Linked DNA regions of Homo sapiens: region 2 is linked to region 1. A link is an interaction called in ENCODE POLR2A ChIA-PET data of the cell type or tissue named here. Cell type or tissue: GM12878. All regions are shown on one strand. Links, peaks and the distances in the headings refer to the core of each region. The heading gives the core; the rest is flanking DNA.

Region 1 (8,263 bases), core at 2,251-4,750:
GAGACGGAGTCTCACTGTGCCACCCAGGCTGGAGTGCAGTGGCTCCATCTCTGCTCACTGCAAGCTCCGCCTCCCGGGTTCATGCCAGTCTCCTGCCTCAGCCTCCCGAGTAGCTGGGACTACAGGCGCCCACCACCATGCCCAGCTAATTTTTTGTATTTTTAGTAGAGACCGGGTTTCACCGTGTTAGCCAGGATGGTCTTGATCTCCTGACCTCGTGATCCGCCCACCTTGGCCTCCCAAAGTTCCGGGATTACAGGCGTGAGCCACCGCACCGGGCCGAATATTTTTTTCTATATATATGTTAGTATACAGACACAAAAATGAGAGGTGACAGCGTGCTGGCAGCCCTCACAGCCCTCGCTCCCTCTCGGCACCTCCTCGGCCTTGGCGCCCACTCTGGCCGCGTTTGAGGAGCCCTTCAGCCCGTCGCTGCACTGTGGGAGCCCCTTTCTGGGCTGGACAAGGCTGGAGCCGGCTCCCTCAGCTTGCGGGTAGGTGTGGAGAGAGAGGCGTGGGCGGGAACCGTGGCTGCAGGCTGCGCTTGCGGGCCAGCTCGAGTTCCGGGTGGGCGTGGGCTTGGCAAGCCCCGCACTCGGAGCGGCCAGCCGGCCCGGGCAGTGAGGAGCTTAGCACCTGGGCCAGCAGCTGCTGTGCTCGACTTCTCGCTGGGCCTTAGCTGCCTCCCCGCCGGGCAGGGCTCGGGACCTGCAGCCCTCCATGCCTGAGCCTCCACCCCCGCCGTGCGCTCCTGTGCAGCCCAAGCCTCCCCGACGAGCGCCAACCCCTGTTCCACGGCGCCCAGTCCCATCGACTGCCCAAGGGCTGAGGAGTGCGGGCACACGGCGCCGGACTGGCAGGCAGCTCCACCTGCGGCCCCGGTGCAGCATCCACTGGGTGAAGCCAGCTGGGCTCCTGAGTCTGGTGGGGACTTGGAGAATCTTTATGTCTAGCTAAGGGATTGTAAATACACCAATCAGCACTCTGTATGTAGCTCAAGGTTTGTAAACACACCAATCAGCACCCTGTGTCTAGCTCCGGGGTTGTGAATGCACCAATCGACACTCTGTATCTAGCTAATCTAGTGGGGACGTGGAGAACTTTTGTGTCTAGCTCAGGGATTGTAAACGCACCAGTCAGCACCCTGTCAAAACGGGCCCATCAGCTCTCTGTAAAACAGACCAATCAGCTCTCTGTAAAATGGACCAATCAGCAGGATGTGGGTGGGGCCAGATAAGACAATAAAAGCAGGCTGCCCGCTCTTTCAGTAGCAACTTGCTGGGGTTCTCTTCCAGGCAGTGGGAGGTTTGTTCTTTTGCTGTTTGCAATGGCTGTTGCTGCTATTCCGTTTTTGGATCCATACTGTATGAGCTGTAATACTCACTGCGAAGGTCTGCAGCTTCACTCCCGAAGCCAGCGAGGCCATGAACCCACGGAGAGGAACGAAGAACTCCGGACTCGGCGCCTTGAGACCTGTGACACCACGAAGGTCTTCAGCTTCACTTCTGAGCCTGCGAGACCGCGAACCCACCAGAAGGAAGAAACTCCGAACACATCCAACCATCAGAAGGAACAAATTCCGGACACGCCACCTTTAAGAACTGTAACACTCACCGCGAGGGTCTGTGGCTTCATTCTTGAAGTCAGTGAGACCAAGAACCCACCAATTCCGGACACAAAAAGACCCCAGAAGAGTCTACACATCAAATGTTAGTTAGCAGTTATCCTCTCGGGAAGAGATCTACCTGCACCCTGATCAGTTTGCATCTCATTTCTTTATTATGGTGATACTGGCTAAGGGAAATCATGGGTAGTGCTGGTGAGGGCTAATCAGGGTCATGGGGGTTGGGGGAGGCACCACAGCAGTAGCTGAACCTTGCTTCAAAGGTCTGGATCGGGCATGGAGGAGTGGAGAGGGGATCCAGGGTTGGCTAACAGCCCAGCAGAGGTCTAGTTTGGGCATTACAACAACTGTTGTGGAGGAGGCACAGGTGGATTCTCTAAGGCATGGAGTTGAGGGACAAGATCAGACTAGGTCTCTTGGTCCTGAGAGCATGAGGGGGCTTGGTCTGACACGTTATTTCACCTGGGGCAGAAATCCTCCTTAAAGACAATACAAGGCTAGCTTCCAGCAGCTCCTCGTCATTTCCTGTTGAAAAAATCCTGGTGCAGGGGAAATAGATCTCAAAACTGCATCTGGGGCCGGATGCGGTGGCTTACCCCTATAATCCTAACACTTTGGGAGGCTGAGGCGGGCAGGTTGCTTGAGTCTAGGAGTTTGAGACAAGCTTGGCCAACACAGTGAAACCCCATCTCTACTAAAAATACAAAAATTAGCTGGGCAGGGTGGTGTGTGCCTGTAATCCCAGCTACTGAAGAGGCTGAGGCAGGAGAATCACTTGAACCTCGGAGGCGGAGGTTGCAGTGAGCCGAGTGCATTGCACTCCAGCCTGGGCAACAGAGCAAGACTCCGTCTCAAAACAAACAAAAACTGCATCTGGGTCAGCGCAGTGGCTCATGTCTGTAATCCCAGCACTTTGGGAAGCCAAGGCAAGCAGATTGCTTGAGTCCAGGAGTTTGAGACCAGCCTAGGCAACATGGTGAAATCCTGTCTTTACTAAAAATACAAAGTATTAGCCAGGCGTGGTGGTGCGCACCGGAGGTCCCAGCTACTCCAGAGGCTGAGGTAGGAGAATCACTTGAGGCCAGGAAGTTGAGGCTGCAGTGAGCTGAGATCGTGTCACTGCACTCCAGCCTGGGCAATGGGAGTGAGACCCTGTCAAAAAAAAAAAAAAAACAACGCTGGGGATGGTGGCTCACGCCTGTATTCCCAGCACTTTGGGAGGCCAAGTTGGGTGGATCGCCCGAGGTCAGGAGTTCGAGAGCAGCCTGGCCAACATAGTGAAACCCCGTCTGTACTAAAAATACAAAAAAAATTAGCTGGTCCTGGTGGCAGGTGCCTGTAATCCCAGCTACTCGGGAGGCTGAGGCAGGAGAATCACTTGAACCTGGGAGGCAGAGGTTCTAGTGAGCTGAGATCGCGCCACTGCACTCCAGCCTGGGCAACAAGAGGAAATTCCGTCTCAAAACAAAACAAAAAAAACCCTGAATCTGGGTAGCATCTGAACTTCCTGGGCCAGTTGCTGCTGAGAAAGGCCAATGACACAGACCGAATCTAAATTATCTTCCCTCTGCGTCTGTGTCTGTCTCTTGTTTTTCCACCTGGGCTCCCTGATAAGTGGGCATCCCCTTCTGGGCACCTCAAGAAGGGCCTTGGCCTCTGGCGACCACTTCCCCTTGTTGGTTGCTGTCTGCTCCTCCTCATGCCTGGGGGTTAATGGCCAAGTGTGACCCAGCTGCTTCTAGCTTTGGTTCTCTCAGGAAGGGCAGAGAAAGGTCATGTTTATTTTGGTCTCCCATAAATCTCCCCGGCCTGCCCAGAAGGTCTTTATTTAAGTGACTTGGAACAACATGAAGAATGGCAACTTTGCTAATAGTTTAAGAAAAGTGCAGAAGCATTGCATGTGCACCTGTTTCCTATATTATTATTATTATTATTATTATTATTATTATCATTATTATTTTAGCTTAGTTTTGTTTTGTTGTTTTTGGGTTTGTTTTGTTTTGTGTTTTTTTTTTGTTTTGTGTGCTACTCTGTCACCCAGGCTGGAGTGCAGTGGCGTGATCTCGGCTCACTGCAACCTTTGCTTCCTGGGTTCAAGTGATTTTCCTGCCTCAGTCTCCCAAGTAGCTGGGACCACAGGCGCGTGACACCACAGCCGGCTAATGTTTTGCGTCTTTAGTAGAGATGGGGTTTCACCGTGCTAGCCAGGATGGTCTCGATCTTCTGACCTTGTGATCCGCCCGCCTCGGCCTCCCAAAGTGCTGGGATTACAGGTGTGAACCACCGCTCTCAGCCTATTATTTTAAATTGTTTTGCTGGGCATAGTGGCACACGCCTGTAATCCCAGCACTTTGGGAGGGCAAGGTGGGTGGATCACTTGAGTCTGGCAGTTTGAGACCAGCCTGGGCAACATGGTGAAACCTCGTATCTACAAAAAATACAAAAATTAGCTGGACATGGTGGTGCGCGCCTATGGTCCCAGCTACTCAGGAAACAGAGTGGGGAGGATCACTTGAGCCCAGGGGGTTGAGGCTGCAGTGAGGCATGATTGTGCCACTGCACTCCAGCGGTGACAGAGACCCTGTCTCAGGAAAAATAAAAAAAGTATTATTTTAATGGGCAGCCCCCAGAACTGGAAGAGGTTCAGAGGACTCCCTATTTCCTACATTAGACATGTGAAAAGGACAGGGCATGAAGTTACAATTAATTTTTTAAATGTTATCAAAATAATACATAAGCACAGTTTAAAATGTTTGCTTATGGTTGGCTAGGTAAATCAAAGTTACCCTACTCCATCTGGGCACAGTGGCTTACTCCTGTAATCCTAGCACTTTGGGAGGCCAAGGTGGGAGGATTGCTTTAGTCCAGGAGTTCGAGACCAGCCTGGGCAACATAGGGAGATCCCTGTCTCTATAAAAAAATTTAAAAATCCTCCTTCTAAGTGAAGTAATGAAAAAAAGAAAGCTGGCCGGATGCAGTGGCTCTAGCTTGTAATCCCAACACTTTGGGAGCCCGAGGCAGGTGGATCACAAGGTCAGGAGTTCGAGACCAGCCTGGCCAATATGGTGAAACTCCTTCTCTACTGAAAAAAGAAAAATCAGCTGGGCATGGTGGTGCATGCCTGTAGTCCCAGCTGTTCAGGACGCTGAGGCTGGAGAATCGCTTGAAATCGGGAGGCTGAGGTTGCAGTGAGCCGAGATCACGCCACTGCATTCCCGCCTGGGCGACGGAGCAAGACTCCATCTCAAAAAACAAAAAGCCAGGCCCGGTGGCTCACACCTATAATCCCCCAGCACTTTGGGAGGCCGAGGCTGGTGAATCACCTGAGGTCAGGAGTTCGAGAGCAGCCTTACCAACAAGGTGAAACCCCATCTCTACTAAAAATACAAAAATTAGCTGGGCATGGTGGCGGGCGCCTCTAGTCCCAGCTGCTCGGGAGGCTGAGACAGGAGAATTGCTTGAACCCGGGAGGCAGAGCTTGCAGTGAGCCGAGATTGTGCCACTGCACTCCAGCCTGGGTGACAGACCAAGACTCTGTCTCGAAGAAAAAAAAAATCCAGAAAGCTAAAATAAAAATAAATTAGCTGAGTGTGGTGGTGCACGCCTATAGTCCCAGCTACTTGAGAGGCTGAAGCAGAAGCTTCATTTGAGCCCAAGAGTTCAAAGCTGCAGTGAGCTATGATTGCGCCACTGTACTCCAGCCTGGGTGACAAAGTGAGACTCTGCCTCAAAAGTAAATAAATAAATAAATAAATAAATAAATAAATAAATAAAAAGAGATGAGCTACTCAGAGGGAACACGGAATAGGGTCCACCTCCTGCCACCGGATCCACCACTGTTTTCATCCAGTGCTGAGCCCAATCACCTGGGTCACCTCGGGCTCCTGTCAACAGTCTTTCCTTAAACAACTGGTGGCTGAAATGAAGGATCCCCCACCAACCACCAGCACTGGGAGACGATGCCACCAGTCCCCATTGCAGAGAAGGAAACTCAGGTCTGTTTCTATGTCCAAAACATTTATTTCAGGAAATATTTGTGCCTGCACAACAGGGGAACTTTGTGGGGTGTCTGTGGCTTGCTACAGTGACATCTGGCAGGACTAACTGGGTCATCAGAGCCACAGAATAAGGACTGGGAAGGTGGCCACAACTGCAAGGACTGGGGCCATGTGGGGGGAGGACTCTGAGACTGACCACTTGGCTGGTAACTTGGCTGTCCAGTGTATGGGAATCTCAGTGAGTTCCTGGCCTGAAGTCAGACTCTGTCTCTGACGCAGACGTGAGAGGTCGGAGTGGCAGGAACTGCTCAGCTGCTCATCCGGGAACTTGTCCTCCAAGGGGCTTTGCCATTTGTTTTCTTCCTGTACCTAGAGGTGGCAGTCGGTGCTCAGCTTCCACAGCTCTCCTTGATACACTTGCTCAGACCCCTCGGCTACTCTCTTGCCCAGCCCAGAGTACCTTTTCCACTTGTCTGAAGACCCGCAGCAGGTTTCCACGAAGGACACCCTGAAGCTCTTCCTCACTCCAGCCACGACTCAGCAACTCCTCTATCAGGACCGGGTATGTGGACACGTCTTCCAGCCCCTGAGGGAATCTGTGTGGCCACCAGCTAGTGGGTTTCAGACCTGATTCCCTGATCATGACTCAGAACCACAGTCCAGGGTCTATGAAACCCCAGCCCTGGTCAGGTATGGGAAGTGGAGACTTGGAGAGAGTAGGTAATTCTCCTCTGCTCTTTATCCTTCAGAAGGAGGCCTCAAAACCTCCTTGAATATTTATCAAAACTTATTGAATCATACTATTAAGATCTATGCCTTTTACTGAATGCAAATGATCCCCCCTACCAACCAGAGTTAAAAAGAAGAAAATGGCCAGGTATGGTGGCTCACACCTGTAATCCCAGCACTTTGGGAGGCCAAGGTGGGCGGATCACTTGAGGTCAGGAGTTTGAGACCAGCCTGGCCAACATGGTGAAACCCAATCTCTACTAAAAAGACAAAAAAGAAAGAAAGAAAGAAAGGAAAGAAAGGAAAGAAAGAAAGAAAGAAAGGAAAAATAAATTAGCTGGGCATCATGGCGCACACCTGTAATCCCAGCTACTTGGGAAGCTGAGGCAGGAGAATCGCTGGAACTCAGGAAGCAGAGGTTGCAGTGAGCCGAGATTGTGCCACTGCACTCCAGGCTGGGCAACAGAGTGAGCCTCTGTCTCAAAAAAAAAAAAAAGAAAAGAAAAAAAGAAGAAAAGGCCCAGTGAGGTGGCTTAGGCCTGTAATCCCACACTTTAGGAGGCCAAGGCAGGAGAATCACTTGAGTCCAGGAGTTCAAGACCAGCCTGGGCAACACGAGACCCCATCTCTGCCAAAAATAAAATTATCTGGGCATGATGACACATGCCTGTAGCCCCAGCTACTTGCAGGCTGAGATGGCAGGATTGCTTGAGCCCAGAAAGTCAAGGCTGCAGTGAGCCAAGATTGCGCCACTGCACCCCAGTCTGGCCAACAGAGCAAGACCCTGAGAAGAAGAAGAAGAAGAAAAGGAAGAAAGAAGGAGGAGGAGGAGACAAAGAAGAAGGAGGACGAGGAAGAAAAGGAGAAGGAGAAGGAGAGGAAGAGCTTCTTCAGAAAACAGTGGTTGCAAACACAGCCACTGTGCACAGGGCTCACACCAGACCTTGCTGATGGTCTGCTCAGGGAGAGTGAGTCTCCTGGGCTTGGGGGTACGTGCAGTGCTGGGCAGATGAGCTCTGTCTGGTGGTTTGGCCAAGTATAATGTCCTAGAGTGGGGTCACTGGGATGAAGACAAACAGGAGAGCCCAGAGAACTGATCCCGGGAGTGTGGTCAAGGCCTAAAGGACGTGATGGCTATGGTGACCGTGAAGGCCCCACTGCTGTACAGCTAGCCCAAGACAAGCCACAGGGAAGGCACTCACTTGCCGGCCCCATCATAATCTCCACCAATCCCGATGAACTTGGATCCAATGACAGCCTTGATGTGGTCGAAGTGATCTGGGGAGGGGGAAGGTGGACAGTCAGCTGCGTAGGGCTTCCAGGGCAGGGGTGCCACTGGGGCTGGATGGCACTGAGTCTCCTTCTTGCAGCCTGTGGGCCAGGCAGGCTAATTCCTTTATGGCCTGCCACATAGCTTGGCAACCTGAGAACCCTGAGGTTTGACCTGAATGGATTCAGCTGGTTCTGGCCTGGATTTCAGGTTTGGAGTGGATCCACAGAGCCACTTGTCTGGGCCATTTCCCACCTAGGATTAAACCTGCCTCTAGTCTCTTTGAGAACCTGGTAGGAACTCTTTTCTATGGTTGTGGGAGATGACGGAGGGACAAAGAGTACAACTGACAAAGACCCCAGAGACCTAAGGGGCCTTCCCCTTCTAGTCTCTTGGCCAGAGGCCGAGGAAGGGTGCTTTGGGGATCCCCTGCAGAGGCGCAGATAGTTAGCACTCAGGTTCTATGTGTGGCTTCCTCCCTTATACCCATCAGGACCGCAGCACTGACTCTGTGGCTGCAGCTCCATGTGACCAATGTGCTGTGTACTGTCCATCACTGCATTTTTTTCAGTGAAACCACTGGGACAGTCCTGGGGCCCTCCCAAGTCTTCAGGTGCAAATCAGAACTGTTCAGAGAGCCCG
Region 2 (5,317 bases), core at 1-2,500, 270 kb before region 1:
CTCAAGTGATCCGCCCGTCTCAGCCTCCCAAAGTGTTGGGATTACGGGCGTGAGCCACCGTGCCCAGCCAAATTAGCCTTATGTTTATCTATTTTTTATTTTTTGGGGACAGAGTGTCACTCTGTCACCCAGGCTGGAGTGCAGTGGTGCACTCTTGGCTCACCACAACCTCTGTTTCCTGGGTGCAAATGATTCTCCTGCCTCAGCCTCCCGAGTACCTGGGATACAACTGTGAGCCACGACACCCAGCTAATTTTTTTTGTATTTTTATTTATTATTTTTTTAGAGACAGGGTCTTGCTCTGTTGGTCAGGCCGGAGTGCAGTGGGGCGATCATAGCTTACTGTAGCCTCGAACTCCTGGGCTCAAATGATCCTCCTGCCTAGGCCTCCCAAAGTGCTGGGATTATAGGCATGAGCCACCACGCCAGCCCTGTATTTTTAGTAGAAACCGGGTTTCACCATGTTGGCCGGGCTGGTCTCAAACTCCTCACCTCAAGTGATCTGCCCGCCTTGGCCTCCCAAAGTTAGCCTTTGTTTTTTGAGACGAAGTGGAGAAGTGCAGTGGTGCGATCTCAGCTCACCGCAAGCTCCGCCTCCCGGGTTCACGCCATTCTCCTGCCTCAGCCTCCCGAGTAGCTGGACTACAGGCGCCTGCTACCATGCCCGGCTAATTTTTTGTTTTTTAGTAGAGACGGGGTTTCACCGTGTTAGCCAGGATGGTCTCGATCTCCTGACCTCGTGATCCACCCACCTCAGCCTCCCAAAGTGCTGGGATTACAGGCATAAGCCACCGCGCCCGGCCAGTTAGCCTTATTTTTAAAAGTGTTCAATGACAGATTTATAATGCACTTTGAGTTCCACGTGAGAAAGGTTTCACACTCTGAGGCTCAATTACGATAAAAACACTGACATTGTGAGTCATTTTCTATCCACTGACCCCTACCCTGCTCCTTGACTATCAATCCCCACTTGCTGTGCTCTATTCAGAGTTGAGCTCAGTCTCTCTCCCCAACTGCAAGACTCATTGCAGAGGTACCTATACCTGCCGCCATGGTCCTGAATAAAGTCTTCATCACCATGAAAAAAACCCAAACATTGACATTGGTTGTGCAGTAAAAGGCACAGCAGCCCAATGTCATTAAAAACCCAATTTGTGATTAACAGACACTCCCCTTCCCCAGAGCAGTAACCAGACCCAAAAGCATTTCTTCAGAATGAAGACTCCAAAAGAGGTAGGAAGGAAAAGTACAATGTTCAGAACTTCAAACTGCAATTATGCAACTCTCTCATGATGCTCTGTGTTCAGGCATCATGGCTGAAAACCCTGGATTATTGGTTGTAAATCATACTACAAATAACCAAGCTTCAGCTATCTCATCTTTGTCAAATACAATTAAATCCAGTGGTCAATTCTCACCTTCATCCCACTTTGACCTATCAGCAGCATCTGACATGGCAGGTTCCAACCTCCTTGAAACACTCTTCACCCGACTTCCACAACACAAATTTCTTCTGATTTTCCTCTTACCTCTCTGACCACTTCTCGGTTCCTTCTGCTCATTTCTCCTGATGGTGACTGTAGTAACCATGGCTCAGTCCCCAGTCTATTTCTCTTTTCTATCTATACTCACTCCCTTGGTGGTTCCATTCAGTGTCATGGCTTTTAAATGTTATCTATTCCCTGATGACTCCCAAAGTTATCAGCCAGGTCCTCTTTAAGCTCCAGACGGGTGCAAACAACCGCCTATTAACATCTCTACTTGGATGTTTAATAGGCATCTCACACTTAAAATGTCCAGAACTAAACTCCTGATGTTTCTCCCCACCAAACATACTCTTCCCACAATGCCTTCATCTCAGAAACTGGTAACACAAACTTTTCAAATGCTCAAGTTAAAACCTTGGAGTTATCCTTGAGTCTTCTTTTTCTCTCACACTTCACATCTGATCCATTAACAAGTCTTGCTGGCTCTCTACCTTCAAAATATACCCTGCATCCAAGAACCTCTATTGTGCAGACATCCACGTGGCTTTCTCTCTCTCTCTCACGTTTCCTTCAGGTCTCTACTTCCATGTTGGCTTTTCAGAAACAGGTGTATTCTTCCATTGTTTGTCTCTCCCCACCATCCCTGCTAGAATGTATCCTCCTTGAAGACAACAAATTTTTTGTCTGTTTTGTTCATTGCTATATCCCTAGTGCCTAAAACAAGGTCTGACATGTAGTTGGTGCTAAATATTTGCTGAAAGAATGAAAGATTTCAGACCTAGTTCCTGCACAGTCAATAAACTAAGACATATATACTGAGCCCATCAAAACCATACTATAGAAAACCATATATACTGAGCTCACCAAAACCATCAGTAGGCTCTTGCAATGTTTAAAAATGTAATAAAGAGCTCCCTCTCCCTCTCCCTCTCCCCCTCCCCCTCCCCCTCCCCCTCTCCCTCTCCCTCCACGGTCTCCCTCTGATGCCGAGCCAAGGCTGGACGGTACTGCTGCCATCTCGGCTCACTGCAACCTCCCTGCCTGATTCTCCTGCCTCAGCCTGCCGAGTGCCTGCGATTGCAGGCGCGCACCGCCACGCCTGACTGGTTTTCGTTTTTTTTTTGGTGGAGACGGGGTTTCGCTGTGTTGGCCGGGCTGGTCTCCAGCTCCTAGCCGCGAGTGATCCGCCAGCCTCGGCCTCCCGAGGTGCCGGGATTGCAGATGGAGTCTCGTTCACTCAGTGCTCAATGGTGCCCAGGCTGGAGTGCAGTGGCGTGATCTCGGCTCGCTGCAACCACCTCCCAGCCGCCTGCCTTGGCCTCCCGGAGAGCCGAGATTGCAGCCTCTGCCCGGCCGCCACCCCGTCTGGGAAGTGAGGAGCGTCTCTGCTTGGCCACCCATCGTCTGGGATGTGAGGAGCCCCTCTGCCTGGCTGCCCAGTCTGGAAAGTGAGGAGCGTCTCTGCCCGGCCGCCATCCCATCTGGGAAGCGAGGAGCGCCTCTTCCCCGCCGCCATCCCATCTAGGAAGTGAGGAGCGTCTCTGCCCGGCCGCCCATCGTCTGAGATGTGGGGAGCACCTCTGCCCCGCCGCCCTGTCTGGGATGTGAGGAGCGCCTCTGCTGGGCGCTCAAGTTCAAGTGATTTTCCTGCCTCAGCCTCCTGAGTAGCTGGGACTACAGGCATGCACCACCACACCCAGCTAATTTTTTTTATTTTTTATAGAGACAGGGTTTCGCCATCTTGGTCAGGCTGGTCTTGAACTCCTGGCCTCAAGTGATCCGCCCACCTCGGCCTCCGAAAGTACTGGGATTACAGGCGTGAGCCGCCACACTGGCCAGACATAAGCATCTTTCATGTTATCATAAATAGTTTTATGGGTTACATAACAGGTATGTCATTGTGAAAGTGGAAAGACAAATTCAAATTGTTTTTCCTCTGCTTTCACACCACAATAATCAACACAGAAGACCAAATGTGTGGGGGTTTCTCCCCACACACCAAGCAAGCAAGCAATTCTGCAGTCAACACCTGCTGGTGTCCTTCAATTCAATTCTGACGATATCTACCTGGAGAATCGCATCAGATCCCCCAGGTAGAGGGCTCAGTCCCACAGACTTCCCCTTCCCGACTTCCAATGCCATCAAAAGCCCCAGGTTGTTTCAACTGTGCCTCTGCCTGATGGGCTACAGACTGGAGATCCTATGACTCCCTCCTTCAGATCAACTAATTTGCTAGAGCAGCTCACAGAACTCTGGGAAACACTTACTTATATTTACTGGTTTATTATAAAGAATATTACAAAGGATAGAGATGAAGAAGGTGCATAGGGCAAGGTATGGGGGAAGGGGCTTGGAGCTTTCATGCCCTCCCTGTGTTTATGGAGGCTTCATTAACTAGGCATGATTGATTAAACCACTGGCCATTGACGATCAACTTAACCTTCAGTCCCACTCTCCTCCCCAGAGGTTGCAGAGTGGGGCTGAAAGTCACAACCCTCTAATCATGCTTTGATGTTTCCTATGACCAGTCCCCAGCCTGAAACTACCCAGGAGCTGCCAGCCACCAGTTAACTCATTAGCATACAAAAAACCATCACTCAGGAGATTCCAGGGATTTGGTTGGTGCAAAAGCAACTGCGGTTTTTGCCATTACTTTGCGGCAAAATCTGCAATTGCTTTTGCACCAACCTATTGAAATTGCATGCCAGGAAACAGAGACAGAAGACCAAATATGTATTTCACAATATCACAGCCACTGACCGTATGAACTAGCTTTTCATTCTCTAGTGTTACACATTTATGACATTTTCATTTTGCTTCCTGTTATACAGGTTAAGAAATTATGGTCCAGAGGCCAGGCAGGGTCACTCCCAACTGTAATCCCAGCACTTTGGGAGGCTGAGGTGAGCCGATCACTGAGGCCAGGAGTTCAAGACCAGCCTGGCCAACATGACGAAACCCCATCTCTACTAAAAATACAAAAATTAGCCAGGCATGAAGGCGCACACCTGTAATCCCAGCTACTCGGGAGGCTGAGGCACAAGAATCGCTTGAACCCAGAAGTGGACATTGCAGTGAGCCGGGATTGTGCCACTACACTCCAGCCTGGGAGATAGAAACACTGTCTCAAAAAAAAAAAAAAAAAAAAATTACGATCCAGAAATTACACGATTTGCCTAAGGTTATCATCCTAAGTAAAATACAATTATGAAAGTAAATAATAAAGATTTTGAGGTTATAAAGTGATACAGTAAAATCTCAAAGCCAAGTAGAAGTGTTTTGGGTTCTATTTTGGGGTTATCTATTCTCATGAGAAATTGAGAGCTGACAATTTGAGAGTAGCACAGTTATCCCAGGCCAGAAAGGAAGACCACACTAAGTACTCAGTTCCCATTTTTCACAGTCTTCATTCCAAATCCTTGATTATAGAGGACTGATAGAAATCTTTACAGAAGCTCTTGGGAATGACTTAGAAAGGTGGCAGAGAGAGTGAGCTATGTTCCCACGAATTTCAGGACTATCCAGGGTCCCAAAGAGTATATACATTTTATCACTGGCTACCTTGAGAAATGACAGTACCTTGGACAAAAACACTACTTGCAATTCCTTTCTAAGAGCAGGAGCTAGCAAACAAGTGCTTAAGGACAGGGTTCAAGGGTACTAAGTAACATGGAAATATTCGATTCTTCCTTCTTAATGTTTAATCCATATTTTCTTTCTTTTTTTTTTTGAGACGTACTTTCGCTCTTGTTGCCCAGGCTAGAGTGCAATGGCACGATCTTGGCTTACTGCAACCTCTGCCTCCCGAGTTCAAGCAATTCTCCCGCCTC

Evidence for each region. Peaks named below come from ENCODE experiments on the same cell type or tissue, not always from the same donor. Only the 100,000 strongest peaks of a DNase experiment are listed, where the experiment ranks them.
Region 2: POLR2A ChIA-PET joins it to region 1 with 12 read pairs; 5 of 35 experiments call an interaction of 5 or more read pairs at or near these places.

What each region holds. Positions count from the first base shown.
Region 1 is chr16:67,981,770-67,990,032 of GRCh38, forward strand. It overlaps DPEP2 (dipeptidase 2), which reads right to left. Exons shown (of 11, transcript NM_022355.4): 9 at 7,554-7,629; 10 at 6,083-6,218; 11 at 5,625-5,991. The coding sequence ends at 5,737. Among named protein-coding and RNA genes, the nearest start is that of DPEP3, 5.4 kb to the left of the region's middle. RefSeq lists silencers at 2,935-3,034, 3,157-3,451. In GM12878, for the core only: no CTCF peak of the experiment used is centred there; a DNase peak (open chromatin) is centred at 3,282; H3K4me3 peaks cover 550 bases; H3K27ac peaks cover 1,482 bases.
Region 2 is chr16:67,709,859-67,715,175 of GRCh38, forward strand. The region is part of intron 1 of GFOD2 (Gfo/Idh/MocA-like oxidoreductase domain containing 2); the gene reads right to left. Among named protein-coding and RNA genes, the nearest start is that of GFOD2, 6.8 kb to the right of the region's middle. RefSeq lists enhancers at 1-250, 251-1,028. In GM12878, for the core only: no CTCF peak of the experiment used is centred there; no DNase peak of the experiment used is centred there.